2 separate regions of the Mus musculus genome follow, and region 1 is linked to region 2. Evidence: chromatin loops called from intact Hi-C (ENCODE). Cell type or tissue: left cerebral cortex. All regions are shown on one strand. Each heading gives the region's core, and the rest is flanking DNA. Links, peaks and the distances in the headings are about the cores only.

Region 1 (2,919 bases), core at 228-2,727, 110 kb after region 2:
TGTGGCCTATTGGGAATAAATAGCAAACATGACACATGCCAAGGTATGGAAAATGCTTGAAAACTGGAGCTGTCTTGTGTTTCTGTTCTCGGGAACATGTCTGCATTGTGGGTGTTCCCAAGTTATTCTGTTAGAGCCTCACAAGCCATATGGAAGAAAATTAAGGCACATAATAAGCCAACAGTCCTAACCTGACAAAAATTTTACCAACAGTTAGTACATGAACCAGGAGCAAGCCAAATTCTCTGCTGACCACAGATTCATGAGCCAAATAGAAATTTAATAAACCAATGAACCAATCCAGAGAAAAGCTGCCCAGGTGACTACAGAATTATGATGCAAGTCCTCGGTTATTGTTTTAAGCCACTGAGTTTGGGGTAATCTTCTGATCCTAACTGCCAGGTATATATGGCCAAAAATGGATGCTGTGAGCCATTTAAAATTAACTCCTCTATTGTCCTACCCTCTCCTCCCTTCTCCTCTCCACTCCTCTCTCTCCCTCTCCCCTGCTCTGGATGACAAGTTTCCAAAGAGAGCAATCTTTCCTTAAGCAATTTGTATTGAAAACAGCTTAACAGGAAAAGCTTCTTGGTATGATTATAGCCAAACAGATGGAATCGAAAAGTTGGAACTTACTACAGAGAAAAATTTGTGGGTGGAAGGGACAATACAGTATGAAAGAGAAAGCTGTCATGGTGGCTCAGTGAGTAACAGCAACTGCCTCACAAGCCTGACGATCTGACTGTAATCCCAGGAATCCATGGTAGAGAAACTCTGCTTCTGAATGCTGTACTTTAACCTCCATATATAAGCCACTATTGCACACAGACACACACACACACACAGAGGGGGGGGGAGGGGGAGAGGGGGAGGGGGAGAGGAGGGATGGTGAAATAATCGCAAGCCTAGAATTTGTTGTTGATTAGGACAAGAAGCTGGAACTACCTCAAAGCCACTTCCCATCAAAAGTTCTCCATTTTTCTCACTGACATCATTCGCTTGACTTTTGATACCGGTATTGTGTATTTAGGCATTGGGCTATTATGATCTAACACATCCACATTATCATATCCATGTGAATCTTCTCTACCAAATAAAACCACTACATTCTTTGAAGGTAAGAACGTCTTTCAGTCCCTCTCAGTGCCTACTTAAGTGTTCAGCACATAGGCATTGATGAGAAACACTATTAGGAGCTGGGGTAACGGTAGACGGTAGCATGATAGCCTGAGTTCAGATCTCCAATACTGACATAAAGCCAAATGTAGTAGTATAGATTTGCAATCCCAGCACTCCTAATATCAAGATGGGAACCAGAGACCTGGAAGCTCCCAGACCATCTAGTCTGATGTATCCAGCAGCAAACAGCAAGAGGCTGCCCCAAACAAGATGGAAGTCAAGGACTTTGACCTCCATGTGCATGTCATGGTACATGTGTGCCTTCATTTGCACATATGAACACATACACACATACACACCAAGGTGGGGAGAACATTACCAAAGTGCATAAATTAAGTCATGAGTTCTTTAGAAATGCAGTGGCCGTTTTATGAAAGAACCCCCCAAGTGTGGGTGAATACATATCAAACTCCCCAAAATGGGCATAAATATATATTTTGTGCTCATTGTGCTCATTGAGAGGCAGCAGAGCAAAAGCTCTGAGAGCATAAATTCTAAGGTCACACCCCCTAGGTGTGACCTCCCAAACTATGAATTGTGTTGCAGCTTCCTCATCTGTAGCTCCAAATCACGGAAGTAGCTTCCTTGGGTGCTATGAGTATGAACTGATACAAGAAATGTAGCTCACTAGGGCCATAGACTAAAACACAAGTCGGCAATAAGAAGAAACAAATTGTGCTCAGTGAAAGAAGCCACTCACAAAAGAATGTACGAATATTCTCTACCACTTGTATGAGACTCCAAAACAGGCATACTCAGAGGGACAAAAGGAAATCAATGTTTGCCTGGGGCTCGTAGTAGGAGTGGAGATTAGTTGTAGGTGGATGTGAGCAATGGTCTAACAGCTTTGGAAATTTACTTTCAAACTCATTGAACGCTCGCTTGCAGCAGATAAGCATCATGGGATGCAAATTATTACACGTTAATACAACTGTTTTTTTTTTTTTGAAATCTGTGAAGGGCTTAGAGAATGGTGTCTAGCCCAGAATCAGCACTGGGTAAATGCTTATTTAAAATATCTAAGCACTTTCCTTGAAATATCTGGGCATAGCAGTGGACTCGGGATGCTGAGCCACCCCTCTCTTTATCCCACCTCCTCTCCTACCCTAGGGATTAAAAGCAGGAATCTTCTTCCTATGAGTCCAGGATGCTGCTAAGCCAGCCATATGTGTCTCCTTGGCTGCTACTGTTCCTCCCACTGCCAGAACTCTCCACAGTCTATTAAATGCCTCTTGTTTATGTAGTTCATGATGCCAATCTGTATTTTATTATATGAAGCCAACTGCTCTTATGCAAGTTTCTTGGGGGAGGAGGAGGGATGGGAAGGGGATGTTCAGAGGAGGAGGAGATCCCACTACTGAGGGAGGGAGATTCCTTCCAACCATGACTCCAAAAAAAAAAAAAAAAAAAAAAAACACAGCTGTGATTACTCATAAAGGCCCACACACCCTGTCCTTGACAAATGTCATGCCACAGGGTAGCTCCGGCTCTCCTCAAAGTCTGGACACCAACACTCTTGGCACGAAAGAAGGGAAAGACTAGAGAGGGAGAAAGAGGAAGGAAAGTAAGGTGAGAAAGCCAAACAATTAGTTTGAAATAGACAGATAGCAAGGCCGTAGCACCTATGATCTATGATGCAGGAAGAGGGAGGAAGGATTTAAATTGCAAGAAGTCCCTGGAACCAGAGTGTCAAGCACAAGCACACAGGCTTGTAAACTTGTGGCTTTCACATCTTGCCCC
Region 2 (2,919 bases), core at 321-2,820:
GTGTGTGTGTGTGTGTGCATGAATGTTTGTGTGTGGAGGGGTAATTTCATTTTTTTTTTACCTCATTACTGCCATGGTACGTTTAAGAAGTGGTGAATGGCTTAAAGAGCAAGCAATGGAAGAAAAGGGGGAGGTAAAGGTGAGAACAGAACGAAAGTGAGGCCTGTCAGATCCTCTCTGCTTTCTACCATAAGAAATTCAGTGTCCACAAAGCAGAAAGTGAGACCTCACCAGACACTGGATCTGCTACCATCTTGATTTGGACTTCCCCGCCTGAAGGAGGATGAGAAATAAAAGCTTATTTTTAAAACAAGTTTCTTACTGCCATTCCTGAAATCCCAACTGAATTATTGATCTTCACATGTGTGGGCCTCACTGAGCCAGCTCAGTAGCCACATCAAGAAAGGGAGTGTGAAGGCAGGGCCCTTGACAAGCTTCCAGCAGGGAATGCAATTCGGTCTCCTCACTCTGTAGTTCTGGAATCTTTCCTTGTCTTTTTGGGAAATAAGATTAATGCCACTAAATAATAGAAGGCCTACATTCTTGAAAATTTAATGACTGTCCCACATCAAGCAGCTGTCAAATGTATTTGCTTGTTGTCTTGACAAAGTGTTTCATTCCCAGCATCCACAGGGGGTCCTGCCTTCATCGCTTATGAGGGGAAAGTGAGAGGCAACCCTAGATGGCAGAAATCCCAACTTCCCAATTAATCTGTGAATCCCCAAGGTCTGAATCAGCCTGCGTTTTCCTAAACAAGTCCACAGAAAGCAGAGAGCAAAGGATAAACCACCTACAGGCATCTCATTTCAATGTGTTGGACTTATTCACCAATTCCAAGGAGATGTGTGTGTAGCTTTGAGTTGTATACCTTTATAGGGTTTGTTTTATGGTTGGCTGTCCCAATGCCCAGAAAACCTTTCAAAGTGGATTCCCATCTTTTTCAGTTGCCTTTTAAAGACCCTCTCTCCCACATTGAGTCTCTCTTCCGGTCTCCAGGAATGCCTGTTGTCCATTTAGTGCTAGAGTTTAATTCCTTCTCTAAGAACCAGTTCCCTACCTTCCTCACTGACATTTAACTAGATCCAGGTCTCTTCCTAGGCTTTTACTCTTCCTCAGGAAGAATGCCACGTGTAAGTACTGCCAAGGATATCCTGAACTCTGCCCTTAAATACTCTAAAGAGGTTGTGTGGATCGAGATATCATAATTGTACCCTGCTTCCTATCTCCCTGGAAACTTCAGCCACAGTTGCACCCTAGGGACCTATCCTTTGTTCTAGTATCACATCTGCACAGTCCTGGGAGGAAAGAGAAGGTGAATCTCAAATTTCCTATGCCCTTGAAATTAATTACTAGCCTTATTTTTAATTACAGGGGGATTTGAACAAGGCATGCCTTCCAATTTCCTCACTGCTTTCTCCACTCCAGTGGTCCTGGCTACAAGGTTGTCCATTAAAATTCAACTGAATCTCTAAGAGAGTGGTAGTCCTGCCATGCGTGCTTCTTTCATTGAACATTTATGTCTCAAAGTCCACTGTGAGCCAAGCCCCAGTCATGAGTAAAGAAGTCAATGGGAACAAAGAATTCTGTCTGGAGAGAAGACAGACATTTGTTTCCTGCCCTGGTGACTATTTATAGCAATGGCTTCTCTCAGGAGACCAACTGGGGCGATGAGGCAGACAGCTCTCTGGCAGGAGCAGTATATCTACACTCTGTCCCCTACAAAGAAAGCTGGTGACAACTTTAGCTAAAATGGCAGCTGGCTTCCCACACCACCCACCAGTGAGCTCTCTTGCTCGGGTGGATTTCCTCAGTCCTCAGCACTGAGCAACTTCAGACCCACTATCTATGTATAAATTTATTACACGTACTGTTTGATGTTTGTCCACTCCCACTAGACTGCCATGACCCACAAGGGCATGGGTTTGTCTGCTTTGTTCACTGACACAATTCCACCACCTAGAATATTATGCATAGGTGCTCAATAAGTATCCGGGGGTAGCAGGACTTCCCTGAAATTGTGGCATGTTTGAAGCTGAGAGAGTATGATTGTGAATTCAAAGCCAAGCTGGGCTCCAGAGTGAAAGCCTGTCACAAGCAGAATAAAACAACAATAAAAACACAGCTAGGTGGCACATGCTTATAATTCTGTATTAGCACTATGTAGGCAAAGGCAAAGGCAAAGGGCTAATGGGTTCAAGACCAGCCTAAGCTACATAGAAAACTCGTGTCTCCCTCTCCAAAAATTTGTCATTGTTGTTGAATTATCTAATAAAAGCTACCAGCTGAAGAAATCTTATCATCAAGAACCTAAAAACAAAAACTAGACACATCAAGTTAGGGTATGGCATTAAAAATGCTCAACTGAAGGTTTTCATCATAGCTGTACAAATCATTTTTCCCTTCTGCTTGCTGACATCAACAGAGAATAAGGCAGAGGCAGGGATAATGACCAAAATTCAGGAAATATTTTGAGGTGCCTGCCTTATTTGAGGTCCTTTCAAATAGCAGAATCTGAAAGGCTAATTTGGATGTAAGAGCTTTTTCTTTGAAAAGCCAGTAAAAGGGAGGTGAGACAGAGTAGGTTTAAAATAACAGCAATTTCCCTGGGCAACAGGCAGGGCTCAGTGCTGCTGGATACCCTCCGAGGGAGTGTGCAGAACACATGTCACCAAGGGAGGGAGATGTAGTTTATCCTTTCACCAAATCTCCACCCTCAGTTGAGTTGCAGGGGTGGGGAGAGGGTTGACAGAAAGCCTCAAAGATTGCAGTGATGGAGGCATGAAGCTGGAAGTGCTTGACCGATTGCTAACTGACCTACAGGTGACCTGTTGGGCTAAGGGCAGGAACACTGAGAGCACCTGCTACAGATCTCCGCTGTTTCCTATAGACCTCTACACCTGTGTTAGGAACAGTAATTGG

What was found. Peaks named below come from ENCODE experiments on the same cell type or tissue, not always from the same donor. Only the 100,000 strongest peaks of a DNase experiment are listed, where the experiment ranks them.
Region 1: it touches region 2 in a loop (2.6-fold over the local background); 4 of 42 quality-filtered maps call a loop at or near these places.

The regions. Positions count from the first base shown.
Region 1 is chrX:162,082,818-162,085,736 of GRCm38, forward strand. All of the region lies in intron 1 of Nhs (NHS actin remodeling regulator), which reads right to left. Among named protein-coding and RNA genes, the nearest start is that of Gm26317, 15 kb to the left of the region's middle. In left cerebral cortex, for the core only: no CTCF peak of the experiment used is centred there; DNase peaks (open chromatin) are centred at 670, 1,791 and 2,390.
Region 2 is chrX:161,975,913-161,978,831 of GRCm38, forward strand. All of the region lies in intron 1 of Nhs (NHS actin remodeling regulator), which reads right to left. Among named protein-coding and RNA genes, the nearest start is that of Gm26317, 92 kb to the right of the region's middle. In left cerebral cortex, for the core only: no CTCF peak of the experiment used is centred there; DNase peaks (open chromatin) are centred at 1,737 and 2,722.